Linked DNA regions of Mus musculus: regions 1, 2, 3, 5, 6 and 7 are each linked to region 4. Evidence: chromatin loops called from intact Hi-C (ENCODE). Cell type or tissue: heart. All regions are shown on one strand. Region 1 has its middle 83 kb from the start of Prkg1. Region 2 overlaps Prkg1 (protein kinase, cGMP-dependent, type I). Region 3 overlaps Prkg1 (protein kinase, cGMP-dependent, type I). Region 4 overlaps Prkg1 (protein kinase, cGMP-dependent, type I). Region 5 overlaps Prkg1 (protein kinase, cGMP-dependent, type I). Region 6 holds the start of Cstf2t (cleavage stimulation factor, 3' pre-RNA subunit 2, tau). Region 7 overlaps Prkg1 (protein kinase, cGMP-dependent, type I).

The links. Peaks named below come from ENCODE experiments on the same cell type or tissue, not always from the same donor. Only the 100,000 strongest peaks of a DNase experiment are listed, where the experiment ranks them.
Region 1: a loop joins it to region 4, with 5 times the contacts of the local background. A loop is called at or near these places in 19 of 42 quality-filtered maps.
Region 2: it touches region 4 in a loop (2.7-fold over the local background); 11 of 42 quality-filtered maps call a loop at or near these places.
Region 3: it touches region 4 in a loop (2.0-fold over the local background); 8 of 42 quality-filtered maps call a loop at or near these places.
Region 5: it touches region 4 in a loop (13-fold over the local background); 7 of 42 quality-filtered maps call a loop at or near these places.
Region 6: it touches region 4 in a loop (2.7-fold over the local background); 8 of 42 quality-filtered maps call a loop at or near these places.
Region 7: it touches region 4 in a loop (2.3-fold over the local background); 7 of 42 quality-filtered maps call a loop at or near these places.

Annotation. Positions count from the first base shown.
Region 1 is chr19:31,745,278-31,749,277 of GRCm38, forward strand. It overlaps a transcript of Prkg1 not described here. Among named protein-coding and RNA genes, the nearest start is that of Prkg1, 83 kb to the left of the region's middle. In heart, a CTCF peak has its summit at 1,570 (motif pointing left); no DNase peak of the experiment used is centred here.
Region 2 is chr19:30,670,715-30,674,714 of GRCm38, forward strand. The region is part of intron 9 of Prkg1 (protein kinase, cGMP-dependent, type I); the gene reads right to left. Among named protein-coding and RNA genes, the nearest start is that of Dkk1, 120 kb to the left of the region's middle. In heart, no CTCF peak of the experiment used is centred here; no DNase peak of the experiment used is centred here.
Region 3 is chr19:31,072,788-31,076,787 of GRCm38, forward strand. The region is part of intron 3 of Prkg1 (protein kinase, cGMP-dependent, type I); the gene reads right to left. Among named protein-coding and RNA genes, the nearest start is that of Cstf2t, 8.1 kb to the right of the region's middle. In heart, no CTCF peak of the experiment used is centred here; no DNase peak of the experiment used is centred here; H3K4me3 peaks cover 839 bases; H3K27ac peaks cover 765 bases.
Region 4 is chr19:30,841,268-30,845,267 of GRCm38, forward strand. The region is part of intron 5 of Prkg1 (protein kinase, cGMP-dependent, type I); the gene reads right to left. Among named protein-coding and RNA genes, the nearest start is that of Cstf2t, 240 kb to the right of the region's middle. In heart, a CTCF peak has its summit at 2,225 (motif pointing right); no DNase peak of the experiment used is centred here; H3K27ac peaks cover 479 bases.
Region 5 is chr19:31,340,789-31,344,788 of GRCm38, forward strand. The region is part of intron 2 of Prkg1 (protein kinase, cGMP-dependent, type I); the gene reads right to left. Among named protein-coding and RNA genes, the nearest start is that of 8430431K14Rik, 130 kb to the left of the region's middle. In heart, a CTCF peak has its summit at 1,582 (motif pointing right); no DNase peak of the experiment used is centred here.
Region 6 is chr19:31,080,507-31,084,506 of GRCm38, forward strand. The region is part of intron 3 of Prkg1 (protein kinase, cGMP-dependent, type I); the gene reads right to left. Cstf2t (cleavage stimulation factor, 3' pre-RNA subunit 2, tau) reads left to right here and starts at 2,335. Exons shown (of 1, transcript NM_031249.2): 1 at 2,335-4,000. The coding sequence starts at 2,560. In heart, no CTCF peak of the experiment used is centred here; DNase peaks (open chromatin) are centred at 2,295 and 3,495; H3K4me3 peaks cover 2,310 bases; H3K27ac peaks cover 1,750 bases.
Region 7 is chr19:31,350,802-31,354,801 of GRCm38, forward strand. The region is part of intron 2 of Prkg1 (protein kinase, cGMP-dependent, type I); the gene reads right to left. Among named protein-coding and RNA genes, the nearest start is that of 8430431K14Rik, 140 kb to the left of the region's middle. In heart, no CTCF peak of the experiment used is centred here; a DNase peak (open chromatin) is centred at 2,200.

The DNA of each region.
Region 1 (4,000 bases), 900 kb after region 4:
TTCTTTTGGGAGGGGAGGGGTTTGTCACAGAAGCCTTCTAAGGTTCTCAACTGTGATTCTTTGGTCATCAATAACACTACCAAAAAGCCTCCTTGCCCTTTATGCTCCACAGTAGCAGTGATCATGCACCTGTTTTCTGGCAACAGCATGGGCCACAGATATCCACAAGGCCTCTGGCAGCAGCACCAACCATGGATCTCAGCACAGACTCTGGTGGCAGTACAGACAATACAACCTTTGACCACAGCATGGAGCAGGAACATCATTATGGCCTTTTGAGGATAGCAACATAGGCCTCAGACATCAATAAAGCTTAAGGAGACAGCACAGACTATGAAGATCCACACAGCCTTCAGTAGTAATGTGGGCTGTGGACATCAACAGGGCCCCCAGCTAGAGGACCACAGACACCACTTGACCTCAGGCAGCCTTCCATTACATTTTAATTTATTTTCATCCTAGAATCCACCAAGTTTTACCAACTGAACTTTGTAATATGTTTCCTCATTCATTGTTTTTCTGCATCACTAGACCAGAGGTTGCATATGCCTCAGACCACTGCACCTTCAACATTCGGAATAGTGACTGGTACAAAGTAGATACATGGCAAATAAATAATTACATGCTGAATGTGTGAATGGGCTCTTAAATATGCTGCTTAAGTGTATGTTTTCGTTCTGATGTTAGTGCTAACTTAACCACTGTGTGTACAGATATGGGTAGCACAAGGCTTATGGGAAGCTTATGTATACATATATGCACACATATATGCATGTGTGGGTGTATATATGTATATATGTGTATGTGTATATGTATATATCACTATGCCTTTCCAAAAGACACCAAAGAGCTTTGATGGAAAAATGTTTCTTGATTCCAACTAGGTATCCCATTATGATTGTCTGTCTTCACACTGCCTCCAGAAACCATGCAGAAGCCATGAAATATTTTTGCTCAAATATTGGGAGACTGAGGCATTCAGTGTTCTTTCTCCCTGACTAGGCATAAGGAGATGGTATATCTTGAGCTTGTCTTGAAATGGCCACAGACACTTTATTAAGTAAAATTGGATTAAAAATAAAACAAATACCGACACTTAAATACTTTCATGTATTGCTGACTCAGTGAAGAGTAACAACTTTTAGTGATGTTGCCTCCTCATTGATTCAGAGACGGCTTGCAGGTTAACTACTAAAAACCCTTTTTAAAATCCGTCTGAGGTCATTTCTAACTATGAAGTTCCCTTTAAATAACACAGGGAAACTTTTGCTTATTAATTTATCATTTAAAATATTTGCATTCAGCTCGGTGGCCTCACTTTGTAGATGGATTTGTCCAGGACCCTGGGGAATAATGAGTGCTGTCTGAGACATTTTAGTTTCTGAGATTAATGGGTATAACCCAAGATTCTGACAAACATTCCACAATTCCAAAGATAGCACACACACACACACACACACACACACACACACACACTAATTATCTCACCTTAAAATATCCAGTTCCTAGGTTAAAAGTTTTCCCAACGACTTTCAATGGAGGCTGCACTGCCCCCTTGTGGGAGTTTGTAATATTGAGGTTGTCTATTGGATACCTGTGTTCTAAAATTGGCAGAATTCTGTACACTAATGAATTATTCCACAAGCCATACAACTTCAAGTCCCCCCCCCCCAGGAGCATTCAGGCAGGAGGAAACTTAAATCCATTTTACATATAACTTACTTGCTTATTTGTGCACGGAGCTTAAATTGCCTTAAATTTGCTGGGAATGCAACTACCATGTAAATTGAGAGAAGAGAGTATTTGACTTTGTTAGACATTTTACAGATAGCTAATCATTATTTTAAAAACCTGTCGATACCTGGCAGGAGTAAAACCAGTGGCCACTACTACAGTGGCAAAGAATCAGCACAAGTTTCAAAACATCTGTTCAGCTGCTGCCTGAAATGACGTCACCAAGAGAAACATGCACTCTGTCTTCAGTTCAACTTACTGTGTGCTTCTTTTCTGGTGATAGTCTCCAACCTGTATCATTTTATTACATATCATATCTTTTATTATGTATAATTACTTCCTTTCTACATTATACTTACAGTAGTATTTACCCATGTGTACATTCAAATGATTGTATGTGCAGAGAAGTTACACATGAGTTTCATTTTAGAGTCATCCTGGATAGTTGGAAAATGCATGTTATAAAGGGGAAAGTATGGCACACATTTGGTGGTAAACCACCGTTCCTGCCAATCATGACCTTTTGGAATTTCAATTTTTTTTTTCCAAACATATCATCCAGTCCTCACAGCATTTGGCCTTCTGCAAATATAACAGAGATGCCCTTTATGTCTGTACCCAAATAAATGTCATCTAGCCAATATGAAACAGACCCAAAGACATGCAGGGGAGGAGTGGAATTTGCTGTTCTGCACTCGACCCCTGGAATCCCACATCTGCCTTTTTAAGCTGCCTTAAAACAACTTGGCACAGAAGAAAGCCCATAAGGATTCCCACAACATGAGGACTAGTAACTTTTCCCGATACCCCTTTCTGATCCTCCTTCTTACTCATCGAGATACGTGGGCATTCCCAGTCAAGTTTTTATAAAATAAAACAGCCAGTTAAATGATGCCTAAGATCTTTACAGCAGTGAGAAGACAAGAGCCTGAAGACAGCGGTAGCAACTGTGCCTCTACAGAGTCTTATTCACAAAGAGCTTCTAGACAGCGCATGCTAAAGACACGGAGAGCAAAGCTATTCAGATGATGGGTTGGAGAGACAGTTCAGTGGTTAAAGCAATTGCTTCACATGTGTTAGGGCCTGAGTCCAGATACTTGGCATCCACATAAAGCACACTGAGAGCTACCTCTGCAGCCAGCACCGGGGAGGCAGAGACAGGTAGGTAGCAAAGGCTCACTAGCCAGACATTTTAGCTGAAATAATGCATTCCAGGTACAATGGAGCTCTTTTCTCAAAAAGTAAAGTGGGATGGACCAGGGGAAAACACCTGAAGTTGACCTCTGTCCTCTCACACACATATGAGCAACACAACACACACACATAGCCATGCGTGCACATACAGAAAGAATTAGCTGGATCTGGTTGTACAAGCCTAACACCCCTGCTTCTCTAGACGCTGTAATAGAATGGGGCTGGCCCACAGCAGGAAGGATCACAAGGTCAAGGCCTGCCTGGGGAACTTTGGAAGATCTTGTCTCAAAATGAAGAGTGGTGGAACTCAGTCGCAAAGTGCTTGCCTAGCAAGCACAAGACCCTGGATTCCCTCCCAAGTCCTATGAAAAATTAATGGTTAATTAACTTAATTTAATATACTTTCTTCCAATTCTATACATACTATCATACTTTTAATTACATTTCAAATGTTATCTGGATTTTATTATGTAGCTTATTTTATATACAACTAAACTACCAATTGCACCATGTAACTAGTTCAGATTGTTAAATTACTCTTAAATAATTAAGAGGCTCATGGTCTCCAGGGCACAGTATAATAAAACTTGTGGAATTAACAAAAGTTTATGATTAGGTTATAAAATGTGTTTATGTCTTAGCTTGAGTAAAAGTGGGAGAACTGCTTAAATTCCACGTTTAAATATGTAAGATAACACCAACTTAAAAATCATTTACACCCAAGTATAACCTGGTCTTTAAGAACGTATAACTTTAATTGGCTGAAATAAAATATTTAGCGCTTTTCTCAGTTAGTATTCATTTTGTAACTGCTTTGAGAAATGTGCCAAAGGTGATCTGATTTTATCCTATTTAAAGTTTCTTTCACGTTTCCGATGACCATGAAGAAACAATTCACCAAAAGCATTCAGAAGTAAAGCATTGAAATTATAAACATTTTCCCCCAAAGATAGAAAACTTCAGTGTACATCAATGAAAACTGCCAGTCTCTCCTCATTAAAAAACAAATTTTGACCTCATCTGAGCCAGTAGACTATCAGTTAACACCATATACTTGGAAATCAAGAAGTTC
Region 2 (4,000 bases), 170 kb before region 4:
ACAGCTATGACATTCCTAAATGCAAAAGGGGAGGGGTCATGCTTTGTGGCATTTGATGATTACATAAAATTCAAGTTTGGGGCCCCATAAATAAAGTTTTATTAAACATAGGTTTCTCTCTCTCTCTCTCTCTCTCCCTCTCTCTCTCTCTCTCTTTAAAGACTTATTTATTTATTATATGTAAGTACACTGTAGCTGTCTTTAGACATCTCAGAAGAAGGCATCAGATCTCAGATGGTTGTGAGCCACCATGTGGTTGCTGGGATTTGAACTCAGGACCTTTGGAAGAGCAGTCAATGCTCTTAACCACTGAGCCATCTCCCCAGCCCCCAAACACAGCTTTTCTCAATGGCTCAAACATTGTAGCTGCCACTATACCACAACAGATTTTGGTTAGACTGCAGGGCCTCAGCTCATAGTTCCATCTTAACAGGTACAAGAGAACACACTACAAAAAATCCTATAAACCCTTGCTCCTGTTCTACTTGGTACTGTTGATAAAACTGGTGTGTGTGTATGTATGTGTGTTTATGTATGTGTGTATGTGTTTGTGTATATGTGTGTGTATGTGTTTGTGTATATGTGTATATATGTGTGTGTGTGCATATGTGCTTTTTTGTCTGTACATATGTGCACTGAGGTGCATGTACATGTCCACAAATGAGCATGGAGGTCTGAAATCAGCCTTGGGTGTAGCTCTCTAGGTGTCCTTCTCCCTGTTCTGTGGGGCAAGATCTCTTACTGGAACTTGACAAGCAGGGCAGGCTGTCCAGTCAGTGAGCCCAAGGAACCCACCTGTCTCTGCTGCCCAAGCATTAAGATAATAAACAAGCTCTTTAGCACCCAGCTTTTTGTATTTGTATTTTTTTAAGGTTGTGTGTGTTCTGGGGCAGGAGAGCTGGGGTCAGTGGTTAAAAACCCAGGCTGCTCTTCCAGAAGATCCAGGTTCCATCCCAGCACGTAAGGCAGCACACAACCGTCTGCCTCCCTAGTGCCAGGGGAGCCAATGACATCATTTTGCCTTCAAAGGCACATGGTGTATAGATACACATGGTGTATAGATACACATGGTGTATAGATACACATGCAGGCAAAACACCATCAACATAAAAATAAATAAATTATAATTTTTTTTAAAAAGTAGGTTCTGGAGGTAGAAATCAGGACCTGGTGTTGGCTTGGCAAAAATACATTACAGACTGAGCTTCCTTCGTAGGTCAAAATTTTTTTTTGAACTGAAGTTTTTCTAACATAATAATATAGCTGGAAGAAACAGCTTAATCACATCGTGTCTCTTGCCCAAGCCGTTTTCTTTACTACTAAAAATTATTAAAGAAAAATCAAATCAAATCAAATGAAAAAGTGTTAAAGTCTTTGAAGACCTTGGCACGGTAAAGGACCCAGACATTATTGCTTTAAAGAGAGAGCGGTTTTACCGTGAATCTTGCAGTGTAGCTGTGGTCAGATTCATTAGGAGAGATGCACATACAGATATCTGTAATATAAATTATTCAGGATATACAAACTCTGTAACCAGAATGTAAGAGGCGCCATTAAAGGAATAAGCCCTGTCACTATATTTTCTTTGACCAAACAGGAACAAAACATGTAAGTGCCTCTAGGGCACGAGTAATTTGCTACTGCATCTGCCTTTGCCTTAAGGGCCATCTTTCTGCAATCTCATACAAGGTCACTTGACACTCCTGTAGAACACTAATGGGCCTAAGTGGCCCAGTATTATCTCTGAGTAGTTGTAAATTTGCTTGCTTTTCTCTGAGGTGGATCTGATAATGCTGACTTAAAGATGAACTCAGCTGTCTAAATGTGTAAGGACTCGGGCAATTAAAAAAATAAAAAACAACTGTGCTTCTTTTAAGGGGAGTTGGGAAGAAGAGAAAAAAGAGAGAGAGTAATATGATATATTAAGTAGAGGGGTGAATATTTGGAAAGAAGGGGAAGAGCAGAAGGGGGCACAAGTGGCAAGGGCAGTGGAGGAAAGACAGGAATAAGCAAGATATAATAACATCTAGGAAAATGCCATAATGCACAGGCACACACGCAAACACACACAAACACAAACACACACATATATGCTTTATTCTGAGTACCTTCCAGCTGAAATATAAACAAGGCATATCTTCACACTTAAATCTAGCTACTCAACTGAATTTTCTATTTAAAACCAAGCCTATAAGAAATAGCCTGGTATGGAGATATACTGGAGATTAAAGTTGACTGTTGCCGACTTACAATGTAGCATTAAACTCCACAGTCACCTGTTAAGCCTATGATTTTTCTCTGGAATAATAATAGCAACAACAATAACAATAACATATCCTAGTTCAAAATATTAATAGAAATAAAAGTTTAAATAGAAAAAATAGAGATAGAAGGATTAGTTCAGAGTCAGTTCAAACTCCCTGTGAGCCTTTCATGTGGGAGGCAAGGACTCTGAGCTTTAACTCTGCCCTCTTTTTACTTTTTCTTTTGAGACAGGACTCACTTAGTAGCCCAGGCTTGCCCTGAACATACTCTATAGACTAGGTGAGTCTTGAACATATGATATTTCTGTTCAAACTCTAGAGGAGCTGAGAGTACAGGCCTGTGCTGCCAGGGTCAGCTCCAACTAGCAACCACAGGAGGATCTACTCATGTGCCTTTTCATGATCTTCCAGGGTTTCACACAGCTTCTTGGCAAGTCTGGTCACTTGGTCACTTTTTTGCTCACAGTCTTCTAAATGATAAAGATTGCCATGCAAATGAGGCACACTTGTAGCACAGGGCCAGTCTGACAATGGCCAATGTGTGCATGAGACACAGGAGGAGAGCCTCAGTGGCCACACAGACACTCCCTTGCTCCCCAGGGTATGTGTCCTCTAAAAGGACCACAGTATGCTCCCTTTGGATGCCAGGTAATGCCTTTTTGGAGGGAGGTTTGACTGCACTGGGGATATGGAGTGACCCCGGTGAGGACTCAGTGGGCTAGTTCATAATCTCCTGCCATGAAACTCAGACAACACTACATCACTTGTCTGCGATGAGGCCAGGGTTTTTCTTCCCCCAACTCAGATATCTTAGATCACAAGAGAATTCACCCATATAGTCACTGAGTACGTTTCCTAAGCTAAAAAAACACAGAAAGATTCTATCTTATGCCTATCTCAGAGCCTTTGAAACGTCAGACTGTTTACTCAATGATTTATTTATAGGATGTGGCAGGTATAGTCTTTGAGAGACAGATAAGCTGAGTTTTAGAAATGTAGAGTTGGGCTCGCTCGTTTTATGTTGACTTTATACAAATTATAGAGTCATCTGGAAAAAGGAACCTCAACTGAGAAAATGCTCCCACTCTCGTGGGCTGTGGGGAAGCCTCAGGTACCATTTTTTTAACTGATTTTTTTTTTTTTTGGTGGGGGCGGGCCCGGATCACTGTGAGTGGTGCAACCCGTGGGCTGGCGGTACTGGGTCCTATTAGGAAGCAGGCTGAGCAAGTCTGGAGGAGCAAGGCAGTAAGCAGCACCCCTCCATGGTCTCTGTATCAGCTCCTGCTTCCAGGTTCCTGCCCTGACTTCCTTCTATGACAGAATGACTACAAACTGTAAGGTGAAAAAATGACTCTTCCTCTCCAACTTGCTTTTGGTCATGTTTTGTTTTGTTTTGTTTTGTTTTGTTTTAATCACAGCCATAAAAACCCTAAGACAAGGCAAGATCTGGTACTTTTTTCCTCCAAGGGGTCATAGAGAATTTGTATCCTACACTTACCCAGGCAACAATAGATGTAGTAAGTAACCAATAAAAACATACCCAGACCCAAAATGTCAAGTGTAGGGAAAGATACTTGAAAACTTTATGGAACAAGATAGTTACTTTATAATGAGCCAAAAAAAAAAAAAAAAAAAAAAGAAAAAAAAAAAAAAAAGAAAGACATATTGGGACCAGGATAGAGGCAAAGTTAGGAAAAAAAGATCATATATGATTAGAAACCAATCCCATTTGCCAT
Region 3 (4,000 bases), 230 kb after region 4:
TCAAGCTAGAAAACGTTCAATCCATTTTAATACCCTATTTGTAACTAATGCCTTTCCAAACTCCAAACACAAGATTTGCTGTTTTATGTATTTCTTTCTACCAAACAATCACATATTTTAACCGTCATGCATTTCTTTCATGAGAGTGACAGTTTCAATGTGAAACAGCTTAAATTAATAGCTGTCTCTGATCTACTTTTCCCCTCTGTGAAATAATTTACGGTCATCAGCAGTCTGTTTTTATAAGTACGCAGCCACCAAAGCTTAGGAAAGAACTCACAACAATGAATTTTCTTGGCAATACAATATATTACCTAAAATGTCTTGAGTAAATCACCTATGCGAGCGGCCGCATGCTTCCAGTGCCTTGGTATAAATGACAAAATCACCCTTTGCTAGGGCTTTTCAGGGTCCTGTCGTGTGTCACAGACTTTCACAGTTTCTCCCCATTGGTTTTATGTTGTATTTTTGCTTCCAGGAAAATACAGAGGCAGCTGACAAGGCAAGAAATGCTGGGAAATTTGGCTGCCAGTAAAATTTAAACGAATCTTTCCTTGGGGAGAAAAAAAAAAAACTCACATTTAGTATTATTTAAAAAAAAAAAAAGCAAGCTAGGCTTTTTGGGGGGGACTTCACAATTTCCTTTTGTGGAACTGCATATAGGCATTTCCCAGCTCTATCTCTTACTTATTGTCTCACCATCGTCAAATCCACCTATGCATGGCTCAGCTCCTTTATCTGTCAAGAAGTCCTCATAGTGATTATGTAGAGAGCACTTAGCCCACCCATCACACTGCCGATCTAATAAGAATCACTTGGTTTTACATCTTTCACACCCGAGGAAGAATATTAACCAGCACTTGGAGCCTATGTTCTCAAAGGATAGTTGTGTAATGAAACTGTTAGGTACTGTATTAAAATCCTAGTTTTCCAAATATTATTTTGACTAAGCCTTCGAACTTTATATAGTGATTTACTACATAAATGTTAATGGGATTCAGAACACACCACACCAAAATATGGCACATTGGCACAAAAAAAAAAAAGAGAGAAAGAAAAAATTAAAAACTAGCAGAAGCAATAAAAATCACTTTTGCCGAGCCCCAGTGTTCTTTCTTCAATAAATCATAAACGTGTGGCCTGCATCTGCCTCCAGTGCTGCGAACAGAGGCCGGCACTACCGCGGCCAGCTTCCTTACGTGTTTGTTCGATTTTGTGTTTGAGACATGGTCTTTGTAATAGAGTCTGGTTTTGAACTCACAATCCTCCTGGATTAAATTAACAGCCCTCACAAGTCCTCTGTTAGGTGATGGGAAGTGCCAGACACCATCAGACTAGCACGGGCTTCAAGAGGGAAGCCATCTGTGACCACTAGGACCTCTGGCATGGGATTACCAGCATGACAAAAAGAAGTCACAGTCTCGGTGCTTCATTGAATGATGAAGAAATCCTGTTTTCTCTTCACCCGAGCAAGAGTCGGCAGATATACACGGGGCAGTATCATTTTCCTTTTCTCTATACCTCTAAGGGATTCAAATAAGTCACAGCTCTGTTTGGAAACTGTCTACTCAGATCCTGTCTTCTTTATCCAGACAGAATGGAAATTCCTCACAGACACAGCTGTTCCTCTGTTCCAAACTTGAACCCGCTCGTTACTAATCCTCCATGAAAATTCGAGAGAAAATCAGACGGATGCTTCTGGTGAACGCCACATTTCGGCTCACACTGAAGCTCCCATATTAGAAGCCGTCCAGTGACTCCCTTCCGCACAGCGCACAGCACAGTGAGTAGTCAGAAGTGCTGAAGAGCTGTAGTGTTCTAAAGTTTTCTCTGGCTCTCACGGAAAAGCTTCAAATCGGTTTTCCTAGGGATGGGGAGGGGGGAGGCAAGCTTTTTCTGTCCCCGCCCGCCTTCGCCACCCCATCTGCAGACACCTGCTCTCTGGAGGATTCCTTGGAACCTGGCCTTTCTCTGGAAGTCTCCCTGGTGACAAAGAATGGCTGCAACAATTACCCCCCGTCCTGGGACCTTGGCAGCAGATTGCAAGCCACTAAATAGGCAGAGAAGATTTTGCAGTTCTGTTTTTATCCTCCCTCCAGGCACCAACTTCTCTTCTGTGGACTCCTTCGGGCTTTGGGCTGACACACAGGGTTCCATTTTCAGGCTTAACAAAAGACAGAGCCCAGGAGGAATAGGTCGTTTGCACTTCCTGGTTTCCCTGCAGGCTCTCCCTTTGTTTCCTAGAACCTGGTGGGAGTTGGCAAACACCTGGAGGCCAGGGAGAAGAAGTTCTCCAATTATCCCGCCAGATGAGAAAGTAGATACAGATTTCAATCTAAATGTCAGCGTCAGACTGTGCGGAAGATGACAATAAGGAAGCCAGTGTGGCTGTTTATTGTTGTGTCATTAAACTGCTGAGATGGAGTTATCAATCTTTTTTATATGAAGGATGGAAGTGTTTGGGGTTTTAAAAATGTATACTCAACTTCAAGAAAGTATGTTATATACACAGTGTGTGTTTTCTGAAGATCATAAATTATGAAGTAAGCATTTCTTTTGAAAACCTTTTATTTTATGCATACGGGTGCTTCACCTTCATGTGTGGCGTTACAGATGTTTGTCCACTACAGTTACTTTTGGAATCCATAGTCCACAGTGATTCAATCCTTACTAATGCTGCTGTACCAATAACCACATTTATTGAAAAAATCCTTGTTTGGTAATTGGGGCTGCTCTGAGTCCCATCCAGCTCCTGCCCTGGATCTCTCTGTGACCCCCTCCCCCAACACACACACAGATAAATTCTTGGCACTTTGGGTTGATCTTTCCTGCCTCAGTAGAGTTGGGGTCCGAGTTCCACTTCACCCCAGAACCCAACCCTGCTTTGCTGTACTGAACTAATGGGTAAACCTGGTTTGCCACTAGGAAATATCCCCAGAGAACTGAAACAGCAATTAACAAAGGAGAGAAAGTGGAGAGGGCTAGATCTTCAGCACAAAAGAGCCACTGCAAATGTGCAAAAAAAAAAAAAAAAAAAAAAAGTGTGAAGGAGGGCAATATATACACACCTACATACATATTTACACAATATGCATATTTACATATACAAACATAAACACACACATATTAATACACACACATGTGCATGTGCACACACTTGCACACGTACTTGCACCCACAGATAGGGAGAGGGGAATGGAACAGAGTATCATGAAATCCTGAAAAAAAAAAACAAAAACAAACAAACAAACAAACAAAAAAAAACCCAGTTCCTTCTTTTCTTGGAGATAGCAACATCATTGGCTGCTATGTCCTTATTTGTGAACGCCCACAGCTGCACACTTGAAGATCCTGTGACTATGTCTCCTGTGACTATATCTCATGTCAGGGCCTAGCAATATGTGGGATTCAATGAGCCCATAAGCACCAAGAGCCAATCTAATCTGCCAAATATTCTCCTGAGAAGACAGATGCTCTAGGGCTCTGTCTAAGCAGAAGCCAGGCCAGGTGACCACACAGTGGGAGGGTAGCCGAAGGAGAAAGCAAGGGCTGCTGCCCTTTTGATATTATGCAAGAAAACATTTCTCTTCTTTGAGCCAACCAGTTTGTGGTATTTTATCACAGCAACCCTACCAGACTGGTCTCTGCGTTATGACAGGTCACAGGAGAGTATTAAAATAACCCCCAATGTCGCTCCTCTCTGTAGCTGCAGTTGGTCTCTGGACCTTCACCACAGAGCACTAGCTATGGCATTTTCATATATACTACATCTTACATTTTAACAAAATTTCTAACTCTCAGGAGTCTAGTGTAATATGACAAATTTAAACTGGCACTCCTGAAGTAATGTTTTCTGGGGAGCATTCAACTGTGATAAGGAGTCCAAATATGCCCTGCCACATTGCTGTTCTGTTGGTGATGTTTTAAACCTGATCCCCAACTGACTTCTTCAGAAAGACCACTCTCCCATAAGCAAGGTTCACTGTAGGTTCATTCTTAA
Region 4 (4,000 bases):
CTGAGAGCATTTATATTTATTATAATACTCAAGTATTTTTTAATTCCACTTGTAGACACCATAGCCTATTTCAGATACTTCCATTCCATGAATTCCTTAATTATGTGAGAGTGTTGTTTTGTACCATGATGCTATTTTGTCAAATCAATGACCAATCCCAAAACAGAATATCTTCAACATTAAATTTTAAGAGTCTAAAATAGAACTCATCATAGAAATAAAATCTTTCTTACTTAAGATAACTTCAAAACCTACTATTTAATTTTATATAGTGATCAAAATATTATTTAAATTAATATACTTATTTGAGGCATTTATAGAAGACAGCATCATAAGTCCTCAAAGGTCTCAACACATCCCAATCTTCAGAATGTCTGTACACTCTATTTTATATGGAAGAGGAACTTGGTAGATGTGATTAAGAAACTTGAAATAGGAAAATTATCATCAATTATCCGAAGGAATCAAAATACTAGAGACATTATAAGAGAAAATCAAGAGGGTCAAATCCAGAAGATAAAACTTAAAAAGGTGCATGACACAGAAGCCAACGTTAAACTCATGTGATTAGAAAAAAGTACTGACTAAGGAATTTAGGAGATAATTTTGGCTTTCTAACATGAACCCCACAAATCCAGTGTTCTGCTGGTTTTCTGGGTTACCCACCCAAACTCTAAATAGACAAAGCAGTGTTAGTACAGCCAGCCTTTCAGTGGAGCCTGGTATCGCTGGCCTCTGAGAGGCTCTGCCAGCACCCGACTAAGGCAGGTGCAGATACTCACAGCCAACCATTGGACTGACCGGGGGAACCCCAATGAAAGAGTTAGGGGAAGGACTGAAGCAGCTGAAGGGGTTGGCAACCCCATAGTAAGAACCACAGTGTCAACTAACCAGATGCCTCAGAGCTACCGGGGACTAAGCTGCCAACCAAGAGTACAGACATGGGTGGGTCCATGGCTCCTGCTTCATATGTAGCAGAAGATTGCCTCATCTGACATCAGTGGGAGGGGAGGCGCTTGGTCCTGTGTAGACTTGATGCCTCAGTGTAGAGGGATGCTAGAGAGTTGAGAGGTCAGTGGGTGAGTGGGTGGAGGAGCACCCTCTTAGAGACAAAGGGGAAGGGAATAGGTGGAGTGTACATAGAAGGGAGACCAAAAAAAGAGGGATAAGATTTTAAATGTAAACAAATGAAATGATTAATGGAAAAAAATCTACCTCAAACACCAACTGCACAGTAAGTGGGAGGTGAGTAAAACTCACAAGTAACAACATTGCCCTATAAAAGCTGGGGAAGTTCAAAAGTGTGAAGGAATCTGCCTTAATTATGATTTTCATAGTAGCATTTTTTTTCAATCAGTAATGAAGGACGTCTTATCAATTTTCCTATTTTACTCCAATGCCTAGTGTATGTATGTTTCTGGTTTAGGTTATACACATGGGCACCACTGAAATGAGAAGTCCTAATATTTGTTAAGCCTGCTAATTTAACTGAAATCTAATTCTTCATGCTGGTCTTGGTAGCACAAGCCTGTAATCACACTGAGAGTGGCCAGAGCAGTATGATGACAAGTATAAGATCAAAGCCTTCCTGAGCTTCAGCAGGAGTGTGTGTGTGTGTGTGTGTGTGTGTGTGTGTGTGTATCTCAAAAAACTTCAATGACTCCTTCAGCCATCTATCATATTGTACTTGGTATTTAACCTTTTCTTCCATGAAAGCTAACCACATGCTTGTTTAGAGGGGTTTACAGTTTATGTCGGCTATTCTCACAAAACTAATTTTTGAAAGTTACATCTTCTGAGCCAGCCCTTTGCTATAGCTGTGTGACTTCACAAAGGCTCTGAGAGATCATGTTACAAAAGACTCTGCACTTCAGCTCACATTTGTATAAGGCAGCAGTCATATGAGACGATTCCACTTGCATTCCAGTAGATGAGAAGAGCCAAGTGCTTAGAATCCCTAAACAATCTCACAGCCCTCCCCCCCACCCCACCCTACCCCCCCCCTTTTTTTGGCAGAGCTATGAACTAGGGAAGTCGGATATCCTGCCTCCTAGATCCTATCTGGGTCTCTACTAAATGACAAAATTGAGCATCTCTGCATAAGGCACATGATTCATCTCCTATTTTAGTCGGATCACAGACAATCTGCTTTCTAACAGCTGCCTGCAAAACTCTAAGGAGATTTAAGAGGATACTGTACCAATGACAGTAGATTGTTTTTGCTTCATTTTACCAATAGGTGGCACCGTAGACAACAGTATAGCCCCAGTAAGTCTGACATAATTTTAAATGTAGGAATATAGACAAAGGCTTTTGTTTTCCTTTTTCTCTTCCTTTCCTTTCCTTTCCTTTCCTTTTTTTTGGGGGGTAGGGATATAAGAGAAAACTATCCCACCATGCCCCCACCTATGTTCGATAGCTATATAACTTATTTATGTAGTCACATTTGATAGCTATAAAGCTGATATGGAGCTCCAAGTATAGACTCATTTCTGCTTTCCCCTTCATATGTCCCTTCCCCAATGACTAGTCTAGTCATTTGACCCCATTGACATCTGTTCAATAAGAACTATTGGAGTAGCTCAGAGGTAATTGTGTTTGCTAGGCACGGTGGCTCACACCTGTGACCCAGCGCTTGTAAGGCTGAGGCGTGAGGATTGTCACAAGTTTGAGGCCAGCTGGGAATACAGTGAGTTCCAGGTCAGCCTTGGCTACCCTGTTTCAAATCAGGCCCAACTCATAGTCCCTCCCCCAGGGAAATAAATGCAATGAGCACACAGGTGTTCCCTAGATCAGGAACCTTATTTAAATAAATCTAGAGGTTCTTGTGAAAAAAAATAAAGAAGAACCCATTAGGTGTTGATTCAGAATAATTCCAGGTTAAAGGTTTTATTTATTTATATAGTCACTTTTACCTATCTTAGAAATAGAGCTATGGGGTTGGGTGATGGCTTAGCAGGCAAAAGCTCTGACCACAACCTGAGTTTAACAACCTGAGTTCAAATCCTGTAACCTATGTGAAAGCCAGATGTCAGGGCGCAAATCTGTAATCCCAGCCTCCTACCTTGAGGTGGGAGGGGGAGACAGGAGATTGCATCAAAAGTCCAAGAGCCAGCGAATCTGAAGCAGGTAACAGCGGAGCAATCTAAACAAAAGATCCTACCTCAGCAAAGTCCAGGGCAAGAACCAACTCTTGAAAGTTGTCTCTGTTTTACATGTGTATACAGGCATGCCCATACATACACATAAGCATGATGGTGGTAATAATAATAATAATAATAATAATAATAAATAATGGCTAATTAAAGCAAGAATCTTCAGTACCAACGCTTGTTAGTCTAACTAGATCGTGTCTAGAAGTTAGCTGATATAACACTAAGGGATTTTAAACTCAAACACAAGAAAACTCACACAAGCATTTATAACCATATGGGAACACTAATATGCATAATCTTATGGTCTTTAATCACCAACAGGTCTGTTTAAGCCTAATATGAGTCACAGATATCACTCCCTGTGCACTGAGACTATAGATAATAAGAACTGACTTTAAAAACCACAAAATTCCCTTCACTCCCAGCTTTCATGGTCTTAGGTAGTGGTGCCCCCGGAGGGTCTGAAGACAGGGATGCTGGACTCATTGGTAGTACTTCATCCACTTAAAGTTGAACATCTCACCAGTCACTGGATAGAACCAAATTCTTCCCATTTCTAAATGTTTAATCCTTATGATTGCTCCCCTATTAGAACCTTCAGCTTTATCCAGATCTCTCTCAGCTGTCTGTAGAGAGCCAAGAGGATGTGGGAGTGGCTGGAGAGACGCAGTAAAGTTCAAGTGGATACCAGACTACGGTCCACTCCGTGGCAGTGTGTGACTAATATATTAAAGGCTCTGAGTTCTATCCCTAGCACAGCAAGGGAAAGAAGCCAAGAGGAAAGAATTTGAGCCATACTTACTTTTCCAGTTCTGTGCACTGAATACTACCTCGAATATACTCTT
Region 5 (4,000 bases), 500 kb after region 4:
GTTCTTTGGAAAATGTTATAAAGAAATAGTCAATCATGAATTAGACAAAGATAATAAAATACATGTGTGAAGATGTGTCATGCGTCTATCAATCTCCATGTCTGTGCATAAATAAAATGAGCAATGTTCTGGAGGCTGAAATGAAACTAAGCTTCTCTGTGGATGAGGCATAGCTACAGGACTTCATCAGGAGCTTGCCCCTCTGTCCTCAGGCTCTTCAACAGGAGGAGGCAGACTCTATTCCTTCTAAGGTATGGAGGCCTCAAATATATAAAATATATTTTAAAATTTGCACACCATAGTAGTACAGCAAAACGGGTCTGTGTAACAGTCCAGACTCTGGACAGATGCCAGGTTCCAAACAGTACAAACACAACACAGTCATATAATTTAATATGATGACCCTAGTGCAGTTTATATTCTATTCTTACACTGAGAAACTCTTGCTGCTTTATATCCAGCATCTGCTTTGGATCAACTACTATAAATCAAAAATAGTTACAGAATATTAACCATCCCAATGACCTCTGTAAACTATGCCCTAAAATATTCTTAGTCCTTGAGAGAAATTCTCAGGAGGATTAGGATAAAGCTCTTTAGTGATTATAATATGGACATTGCTAGAGGGATATGACCCAGTGTTAATTTTTGCTCATGTTCAGGTATACCAAAATATCAAGATTCTAAAAATAAGCACTTTTTTAAATTAAAAAAAAAAGAGAATAAATTTAGTCCTTTTGCTTTACTTAGAAGAGAACTACTGGGATCTTCATAGTGAACAGAAGGTTTTGTGGGAAGAAATCTGTAGATAAACATTACAAAAATAAACTAGAAATAGAAAAAAGGAGATAGGAGAGATGATTATTTTTGGAAAAAGGAGAAACAAAGGAGACAATGAGAGACAAGAAGACAAATACTTTTGTTAAAGTTAAGACTATGGCAACTATCTAGGTTTGGATTTTAAAGGGAAAGCTGCTAGCAGATAAATAGAACTTACATTTCAAGTTAAAATTCTGATGTTCTGACGGGGAGAGAGAGAGAGAGAGAGAGAGAGGGAGAGGGAGAGGGAGAGGGAGAGGGAGAGGGAGAGAGAGAGAGAGAGAGAGAGAGAGAGAGAGAGAGTAAATCATGGCTGCAGCCCAAGGAGTGGTCGGCAGGCCAGGTTGGATGTTGATCTAAGTAGTGACACTTGGGACATCTCTTCATATGGAGAGGAGTGGGATGCAGACATAACAAGAGGGTTTGCAAGTGCTCCAATGAAGGTGAGGGTAGATAAGTTTTCTTCTGGGTGGTCCTGGCTTTCTTCTCTTCCAGTCAGCCTTCCTCTGAGTATACATACCATAGAAGCATTAGACGGTGTTATTTTAAGAACTAACATCTAAGATACCTTTTAAGAAAACAACTGGTATCAAGAGAAATTATTGGCATGTATAATTTGCTAACATGTCATCACTGAATTGCCATCCATTTATCTGGAAGGCAGGCCTCAGTAGTTACTTGATGTTTTCCAGTCCAGTCTAGCCCAACGTGGATCGTGGATCAGAGATCCCATAACCCATAAGGTTATGACATGTCCACTAGATGGCAGCACCAGGCACGAGTGTGCCCTCAGAAATGCCAGGTCACTGGAAGTTTTGTTTTTTTTATTTTTATCTGATTTTTGGTTTTGTTTTAAATACTGGACAGGAGGGCAAGGAAATTTCAGAAGTACAATTGAAGGCAGGTGCCTGCGCACAAGATTCCAGATAAAAGAGCAAAGAAAGAGAATAAAAACAGAAAACAATTCCTGCCACTTGTTGAGTTGGGGCAGCTGAAGTTGATGGTAACCGTGCAATACTCTCCCAATGGTGTTCAAGCTCATATCCCTACTCCTCAGAGCTGCCTGGAGGCAGAGGCATGCTCACCAAGATTGCTGGGATGCCGGAGAACAGGGTACATTGGCGGCAGGAGGCACACCAAAGCATCTGAATGGATGTCCGTCTGGCCCAGCCTCCGTCCTCTGAGAAGCAAAGCCATATCCTGCATAGCCACGGAGTTCACCCAGACTTACAGCATCCTACCCTGTCTTTCTCCCTACAAAACTCGCTCTATAGTCCTTCCTCAAGGCCCAGAGATCTCTTATCCAATCCAGAGGCTTTGGGGGGAATGAAGTAAATATGGTTATTAATCATACATCAGATATAACATGAGTGTTGGGTAACACTAAATAACTGAACACTCAGGTTAGAAGTTTCCTGTGAGGAACCTTTCAAAGTTCACAGACTCCAGGGTGCTTGGCACAGAGTAAGCAAATGTCCAGTTTGTTATGTGAATCCCAGTACCCAGGAGGATGAGATAGGAGGATCCTGAGTTCAAAGCTAGTGAGCTAGTGAGTTTAAGGACAGCCTCGGCTACACGGTAAAACCCTCTTTTTAAAAAAACCTCACAACCAAAAGATTTTAAAACCATCAATTAGTGATGTCATAGCCTCTCCAAAAATGTTTGGTTTGGTGCCTAAATTTACAGATGAGAAAAACAAAGACAGAGTTCACATGACTTTGATGTTAACTATAGAATCAAGCAACTAGAGCCTGCCAGCCCATGACTCCTGTATAAGTATTTTTCCCCCTAAATCAGTGTTTCCATGGGAATTCTAAAATTAGTGAACAATACAGGCTAAATTTTTTAATACTTTGCCATATCTGAGTTGAGGGCTGAAAGAGAAGAAGGGAAAAAGAAGATTGCACACCATGCACCCAAAAGCAAGCAGTAGCACACACTCTTAGGTGAGGGCTGAAAAATAAATGCCTCTAAGGAACAAATAACAGAGCCGGACAAGGGGAGGACTGAGGCGGGGTGGCCTGGCTGGGACACAGAACACACAGACCTAACAGGTGGCAGCCTGGTAGAAATAGCTGCTTCAGGAAGACACAGAAATGAGGGTTTCACGTGTGATCTGCCAATGTTTGTAACTGTAAGAAGTGCAATACACTGAGTAAACCAAATTAGCTTGCTGTCATCCACCTTTTAAAGAGGTGCCATGGTTCTCAGCCCCACATGTGCTCATTTCACCAGTCTGAGGATTCTGCCCCGGAAGTAGGATTCTCCAGAGGTCCCAGTTGGATCTATTTACCTAAGAAGTTAAGTCTTCTAACTCTAAGAACCGTCCCTGTTGATGTAGATGCTAGCTGAGAGTTCATTAAGAATGAGGAATCTAGGGGCTGGAGAGATGGCTCAGCTGTTAAGAGCACTCACTGACTGCTCTTTGGAAGTCCTGAGTTCAAATCCTAACAACTACATGGTGGCTCACAACCATCCATAGTAAGATCTGATGCCCTCTTTTGGGATATCTGAAGACAGCAACAGTGTACTTACATATAATAAGTAAATAAATCTTAAAAAGAAAGAAAAAAAAGAAGGAAAGGAAGGAAGGAAGAAAGAGAGAAAGAAAGAGAGAAAGAAAGAGAGAAAGAGAGAAAGAGAGTGAGAAAGAAAGAAAGAAAGAAAGAAAGAAAGAAAGAAAGAAAGAAAGAAAGAGGAATCTGGATTCCCATAAAATCTGGTGCTTTTCAGATTACAGCGAATCCCAAGGTGTAGAAGAAACTTTAGCTTACCTGTCTGTCAGCTGCGCTTTTGTTTTCTAGCCATGATTTGGTGTTCATATTTTATATCTGCTATGAAGAGACAATGGAGCCAGTGCAGAAGTTAGGATCTGCAAACATTTGCCCTTTCATAAATCAGAGCCTCAATTATGCTGTTACACTAAACAAATATTGCCCCAGGGACTCCAGGAGATGCGGTGAAAAAAAAAAAAAAAAACCCCACAAGCCTCGTGGATTTTCCCTGATTCACCTGAAACATAACCTTTGGCTTCTTTCATTCCAGATTACTACTGATTTTTATCATACATCTTTTAGCCTGTCAGTTATCTTCAGCATAAACGTCACTAACTGTCCCTTGTATGACATAATCTCTAAATTAAAAACACCAATCCCTGCTTGGCACAGGCAGCTTAACAATC
Region 6 (4,000 bases), 240 kb after region 4:
TTATTTTATTTAGTGTTTTAATATACTTTACAGACTCACAAAGACTACAGTATTTACAATTTTGTGTAGAATTTCATCTCTGAAAATAGCTAAAAGGAGAGGGGAGGTTTTACATATATCCCGGGTTTGCCTACAACTCAGTATATAGTCCATGCTATCCTTGAGCTCAAAATGAGCCTGAGCCTGTCTTAGGCTTTCCAGACTTGTGTGACCACCCCTGCTGTAAATACCACATTTGCCAAATATGTCAGAGATTTGGGTGGTTTTGTTGGTTAGTCTTGTTTGTTGAAAACACGTACATTTTTAGTCAAGGCAGTTAGTTTTTTTTTTTAAGATTTATTTATTTATTATATGTAAGTGTAGCTGTCTTCAGACACTCCAGAAGATGGAGTCAGATCTCATTATGGATGGTTGTGAGCCACCATGTGGTTGCTGGGATTTGAACTCTGGACCTTCAGAAGAGCAGTCGGGTGCTCCTTACCTACTGAGCCATCTTACCAGCCTGGCAGTTAGTTTTTAATTTGACTGATAGATGCTCAAAGTAATTCAGAGTAAATATTAAACACCATTTCTTTTCTTTCTTTCTTCTCTTCCTTCTTTCTTTCTTTCTTTCTTCTTTCTTTCCTTCCTTCCTTTTTTTTTTTTTTGTCTTTTGGGTTTTTTTGTTTGTTTGTTTGTTTTGTTTTGTTTTGTTTTTTGAGACAGGGTTTCTCTGTGTAGCCCTGGCTGTCCTGGAACTCACTCTGTAGACCAGGCTGGCCTTGAACTCAGAAACCCGCCTGCCTCTGCCTCCCGAGTGCTGGGATTAAAGGCGTGCGCCACCACCGCCCGGCTTAAACACCATTTCTACAAGGGACTAAGCTGATAGTATTTAACAGACACAAGTGTTAAAGTGTTGAGTGTCTCTCAGTGTGCCATCACCAGCTTGGAACTAGACATAAAGAGCTCCGGGATGTCCTGGAAGTATCCCAAGTGCTAGGATTAAAGATGAGCCGCCATGCCTAATTTATGGTGAATGTTTTATTTAATGTTTTAAAACCTTTAAGTATCTCATAGGCCCCACGTGTTGCTTTGTTTGTTGGTTACTGTGTTTTCTTTGACCATCAGGTAAAGATAAGGCTTGTGGTGCTTGCCTCTAATCCCAGCATACACTGGGAGAAGCAGGAGGATTGCAAATTTGAAGACAGCTTAAACTACATACACAGTGAATTTTTCAGGCCAACCTGGGCTGTAGAAGGGCCCTGTATTAAAATAACAAAATTTGTTTTAGTATACCTGATAACTTAATTTATTGAATTAATTGACAACTGAATGTAAAAATATACCATCTACATTAACATAACACATATCTGGGTGTAGTGGCCCACTCCTTTAAGCCCAGCACTTGGAAGGCAGAGGTAGGTGGATCTCTTGAGTTCAACGCCAGCCTCATCTACAGACTAAGTTCTAGGGCAGCCAGGGCTACACAGACAAACTCTGTCTCAAAAAACAAAAACAAAACCAAGAACAAAACAAAATATAAACCATGATATTTTTTGAATTTTTTTCCAAGTTAAAACAGTGAAAATTATGTTTGGTCATTTAAAATAAAATGGCAGTATTTAAAGTACAAAACTGGCAAGAGAAGTGGGCGGTGGTGGTGCACACCTTTAAGCCCAGCGGAGGATTCTGGGAGCTGGAGGTCAGCCTGCGCTCCAGGATAGGACTACATAGAGACCTTGTCTCTAAATAATAAATAAAATCACAACTACTTATATGTGTACAATAAAAGTTTAGTCGATTAATCCAGACTCTGCAGTCATACTTTTTAGTTAATTCCACTTTAGCATTGATGTCAATTAAAATTTGTAAGGGGAGAGAGAAATGATCACACAACAACCTGCGCACACAGAAGATACCAGGGAAGACCCTGGACTTGGTAACAGTTTGAACAAGCCATAGCTTGGGGGCGGGGCTGCGGCTGACAGAAGCGCTATTTTATCTTTGCGATAATTATGTTTAATGTTGTTAAGCTATTTTAAGGGATAAATAACAATATTTTTACCTCATAATATTGGATATAATTTTAAATATTTCTATTATCCTACACTAAACGAAAGCTGTGAAAACACATTAAGCCTTAAATCAGCTTCCGGCTTGCGGTTTCCCGCCGGTGGAACGCAATGAAAACAGCCCCGAGTGTGTGGAAACACAGACGCTGCCGGTTACCCCATGGAAGCCCGATCGGCCATTTTTAATGAGGTCAGTCGTAGTGCATCCTGTGCCCGCAGGAAGCGGGGGCGGGACGCCGGGAAAACTCGACCAATAGGACCATGGAACGGAATCCTGTTGTCAGTAAGTAGGCGCGGACAACCGAGCTCACGGCCCGGGGCGGAAGGCGTTAGATAAATTAGTCCGGTCTCAGGAAGCAGTGTCTGCGGCCTAACGGAACTACAGATTCCTAACAGAAAGGTTTCTGTCCGGAGCTTGCTATCTGCTTCCGTTACAGAGCGGAAGTGTGGTTCGCCAGAGGACGACCCTTAGACGAATTCAATCTCCGCTGTCCTCTCGGCAGCAATCATGTCGAGTTTGGCGGTCAGAGACCCAGCCATGGATCGATCGCTGCGTTCGGTGTTCGTGGGGAACATTCCGTATGAGGCGACGGAGGAGCAGTTAAAGGACATTTTCTCAGAGGTTGGTTCAGTTGTCAGTTTCCGTCTCGTCTACGATAGAGAGACTGGGAAGCCCAAGGGTTATGGCTTCTGCGAGTACCAAGACCAGGAGACTGCGCTCAGTGCCATGCGAAACCTCAATGGGCGAGAGTTTAGTGGGAGAGCGCTTCGGGTGGACAATGCCGCCAGCGAAAAGAACAAGGAGGAGTTAAAGAGCTTAGGCCCGGCGGCCCCCATCATTGACTCCCCCTATGGGGACCCTATCGACCCAGAAGATGCTCCAGAATCGATTACTAGAGCAGTCGCCAGCTTGCCCCCAGAGCAGATGTTTGAGCTCATGAAGCAGATGAAGTTGTGTGTCCAGAACAGTCACCAGGAAGCTCGAAACATGCTACTTCAGAACCCACAGTTGGCGTATGCTTTGCTGCAGGCACAAGTGGTGATGAGAATCATGGATCCAGAGATTGCACTGAAAATTTTGCATCGTAAGATACATGTCACACCACTGATCCCAGGCAAATCTCAGCCGGTCTCTGGGCCTGGCCCTGGTGGGCCTGGGCCTAGTGGGCCTGGCGGCCCTGGCCCCGGCCCTGCCCCTGGCCTCTGCCCGGGACCTAACGTCATGTTGAACCAACAGAATCCTCCTGCCCCTCAGCCTCAGCATCTGCCAAGAAGACCTGTGAAGGACATTCCACCTCTGATGCAGACCTCTATCCAGGGAGGAATTCCAGCTCCGGGGCCAATACCAGCTGCAGTTCCTGGACCTGGACCTGGTTCCTTAACTCCAGGAGGAGCAATGCAGCCACAAGTTGGCATGCCAGTGGTTGGTCCAGTGCCCCTGGAGCGAGGACAGATGCAGATATCAGATCCTAGACCTCCGATGCCTCGTGGACCCATGCCTTCTGGTGGCATACCTCCTCGAGGACTACTGGGAGATGCTCCAAATGACCCACGTGGAGGGACTTTGCTCTCAGTGACTGGAGAAGTAGAGCCCAGGGGCTATATGGGACCACCCCATCAGGGTCCTCCAATGCATCATGGTCATGACAACCGTGGCCCTGCCTCACATGATATGAGAGGAGGACCATTGGCAGCAGATCCCAGAATGCTAATTGGAGAGCCCAGAGGTCCCATGATAGATCAGAGAGGTCTACCTATGGATGGTAGAGGAGGTAGAGAATCTCGAGGGATGGAGACTCGGCCCATGGAAACTGAGGTCTTGGAGCCACGAGGAATGGAGAGAAGGATGGAGACCTGCGCGATGGAAACCAGAGGCATGGATGCAAGAGGACTAGAGATGAGGGGCCCTGGCCCTAGTTCCAGAGGTCCGATGACTGGTGGAATCCAGG
Region 7 (4,000 bases), 510 kb after region 4:
ACTTCTAAGTGCTCCTAGCCTGAAAATGACAGAGAAGGGATCACTGCTATGAGTCGAAGCCTTCTGAGATTGTATTAGTTTGTCTACCGCAGAAGGTATTATCGTACACAAAGGACAGCCATAGGCCACTATAGTGGGCAGATTCTTGCCCTCCGCCCCAGGGCCAGCCCCAAATTATCCATTAGTCTTACATATATAACACATCCATATATCCCAAAGACAAGTAGAAATGTGACTGCAGTGCTCTGTAATTCTTCCTTGTTTCCATGGCCTCATTTATCTAAAGGTGCACAATTCCTTTCTTATCCCCATTGCCTTTTCGAGAATCGATTGAACCATTTTAAATCCAGTTGTTCTTTCGGCATCAAAACTTAGCTTGCATAATAACCACTATAATTCTGAAAGGTAAGAAATCACTAGGCATAATTTTATACACTCTTTACCAACAGGCTCTGAAAAATAAGCATTTGTATTAAAAGAGCAGTTGTATTAAAAAGTTAGGTCAATTTATTACATTTGAAGCCTTAATTTCCTTGTTTGGCTGATATGGGTTATTCTACTTGTTTTACAAGCTATGGGATATGAATGATGTGAAACTACTCGCATAAACATTAAGGTTATGAATCTGTTGAGGCCTATGAAGAACTAAACCACAGTTATAGAAACATAAAAAAAAAAAAAAAAAAAAAAAAAAAAAAAAAAAAAAGGACGGGTCTCAAATCCAAAATCCAACACATTGTTTCCATGGATTTGCCCAGAAACCTACTATTTAACACAACAGGGTCCTTTGAAAACAGTTCCTCCTTCAGAATTCTGGTTCCGGACAACTACATTGGTTCTTACAAATTTCCAGTGACAACTGCCTATCTCCAATAAGCCAAGGAAGGACCAGCTAGTCTGCTCCTGCATCACTCTTGTATGAGTTGGCCACCATTCATTCTACTAAAATGACTTAGTAGAACAAGGAGGAAGCTTCAGCGATACAGAGAAGAGGTAAAACTCTAAGAGATCTATCCAACCCTGTCTTCACATGCCTGCACCAGGAATTCCCTTCCCAGGAAAGGAGCCAAAAGATCCACAAAGCTCTTGAATAAGAATAGAGAGGAACAGCTGTCGCCAACAAATTAATTTCATTGGTTGAGTTCAACAGCAGCAGGCAGGAGGCCTAAGGTTGCTGTGTGTTGCTTCAGGGACCTGCCAGGGTCATTAACATCATTAAGATAATCTGAGAAGGCCTAAGAAGAGAGGGAGACCTAGGAATACTGCTGAAGGAAAAAGGCAGAGAAGTGGAATTCTGATCGACAGGGCACTCCAGGAGCCTTAAACACAGAAAAGAACTAACAGCAGGATAGATTGCAAAACACCAGTCGCTCCCTTCCTTTATGACTGTCCTATTGCCAGAAGAAAAACCGATCTGGTCCTTTTGTGTTCAAGTGTGCAGTTTCTTTTCTAGTCACTCAGTTCACTGTGGAGTTTGTGTTCCACAGCCCATGGACATTCTATGAGTCTAAACCCTAGTGCTTTCTATACCCAGTCATCGCATGCACATTTTTCTAGACATTTTTTTATGAGAGCAATGTGGCATAATGTCAAAACACAGGACCAGAGAAGGTAAATGAGATGTAAGCATAAAAACCAAAAACTTATGTGATCTCAGAAAAAGGTTGTGTGAGGCTTTGTATTCTGAATGTATGTGTCAAGTGTAAATGCAATCATTTCTGATATGATTTTTTTCTTTTTTATTAGATATTTTCTTTATTTACATTTCAAATGTTATCCCCTTTCCTAGTTTCTCCTCCAAAAATCCCCTATTCCCTCTCCCATCCCCCTGCTCCCCATCCCACCCACTCCCATTCCTGGTCCTGACATTCCCCTATATTGGGGAGTAGAGCCTTCACAGGACCAAGGGCCTCTCCTCCCATTGATGACCGACTAGGCCATCCTCTGCTACAAATATAGTTAGAGCCACAAATTCCACCATGTGTTTTCTTTGATTGGTGGTATAGTTCCAAGGAGCTCTGAGGGTACTTGTTAATTTATATTGATATTCCTTCTATGGGGCTTCAGTCCCCTTCAGCTCCCTGGGTATTTCTCTGGCTTCTTCATTGGGGACCTTGGGCTCCATCCAATGGATGACTGTGAGCATCCACTTCTGTATTTTCTAGGCACTGGCAGAACCTTGCAGGACACAGCTATATCAGGCTCCTGTCAGCAGACTCTTGTTGGCATCTGCCTAGTGTCTGGGTTTGGTGGTTGTTTATGGGGTGGATCTCCAAGTGGGGCAGTCTGATATGGTTTTAATGGGATTTTTCAGCCTGTGTGGTTTTTCAGCCTGTGTGGTTTATATATCTCACACAACCTGTGAGGACAAGAGGGAGGACTCCAGTTGGGAGTATTCTTTTCTATCTGGGCTTAAGTGTAGGCAAACTCAGATTTACTACTTTATTTCAAACTGCAGCTCTCTGTACAACCAAGCACATACTTCTTTGTGACAGAAGACATTTCTCCAAGTCCTTGAGAGTCCTTGGAAGAAATTAAGGCATCTTGTAATCCCATTGACAACCTCTCTGGGATCTAAATTACCAGGAAATTTAGCACCCCTGTTCAGAACAGGGCTGGACAGCACATGTGTAGATCTATTTACAGAATTTAACTTCTGAAAGCATCCATCTTGTTATTTTTTTTCCACCCTTTGGGAAGACCTCATAACCAAACTCAAAGCATTGTCCTGTCCCTGTTGTTAGAATTTAATGAATACTTTGTGATTCATTAAAGGTGGGGACCTTAATTTTTCCTTAGCAAGTAAGACAAGGAAAGTAAGTGCTTCACCATGCCTTCTGCATTCTTCAGCACAAGGGAAGGCTCCCAAATCCACAATTTTGTCCTAAAATACCATGCTAAGTTAAACTAATTTAGAGGTAAGTAGGTAAAAGGGTAGGAGAGACATCTGCTCTACATATCCAAAAGTGTGCATTTGAGATAAATATACCCTTCTCTCATAATTCTTGTCTACGTACAATGCTGAACAAGGCCAAGTGTTGCTGTGGTATCTGTACCATACATCAGGTATGCTTGGCATTATCCCACCAGAAGGCAGATCTTACCATGCTTAATTATTCACTCAAGCTCTGGGGGAATATAAATGTTGGAAAGAAGAACTTAAACCCACAAAGTGCAAAGTGTTCTGATTCTAGAACTAAGAAGTTCTGCCCTATCATATCGACTTTCTCATTCACAAGGCAACCTTTTGTCCTAATATTGCCCTTGGGTAATCTCACATCTCCACTTCAGCTTCAAAAGAGATCCGACAAATTGACTCAATACAGCTATTTTTTTTCCCTAATGTTAGTGACAAGAAACGTTTTTGGCCTCTGCAATAAACAACCTGTAGATTCACACACCACCCTCTCATTTCTTCATAATCATGGATCTATGAAATGTATGGATATATGGATATAAATGTATGAATCATGCCATAAACTGATATCATACATCCAAATAAGTTAAGTGAAGATCTTCATAGCTCAAGTTTGGTAAGTATGGCTTCAACCTGATTTTGATGAAATGATTCTGCCTGAAATACTGCTGGTGCAAATTTGATATGTTGGCTTTATTACAGAGCTACTCTTGATGGTACCAAAATATGTGGATGGCTATCTTACTGACTTTCTCATTCACAAGCCAACCTTGAGTCCTAATATTGCCCTTAGGTAATTTCACATATCCACTTCAGTTCCAAATTAGATCTGACAAATTGACTCAATCCAACTAGGTTTTTACAGGCTGGAAATTACTTGCTCCCCACAAGTGTGTTGAAAATCAGCAAAGGGGCCACTGTAATACTGTCTGCCTTAGAGGGCACCATAATTCTCTGTGCCTCCCAGGTAACACTCAGGACACTAAACTTCCTTCAGCTTCCTTCACTTTCTGTCCTTCAAATAATGAAGAGAATTATTTGTATACTTCATAAAGAGGTTGAGGAGTGTATTGAGTTCACTGG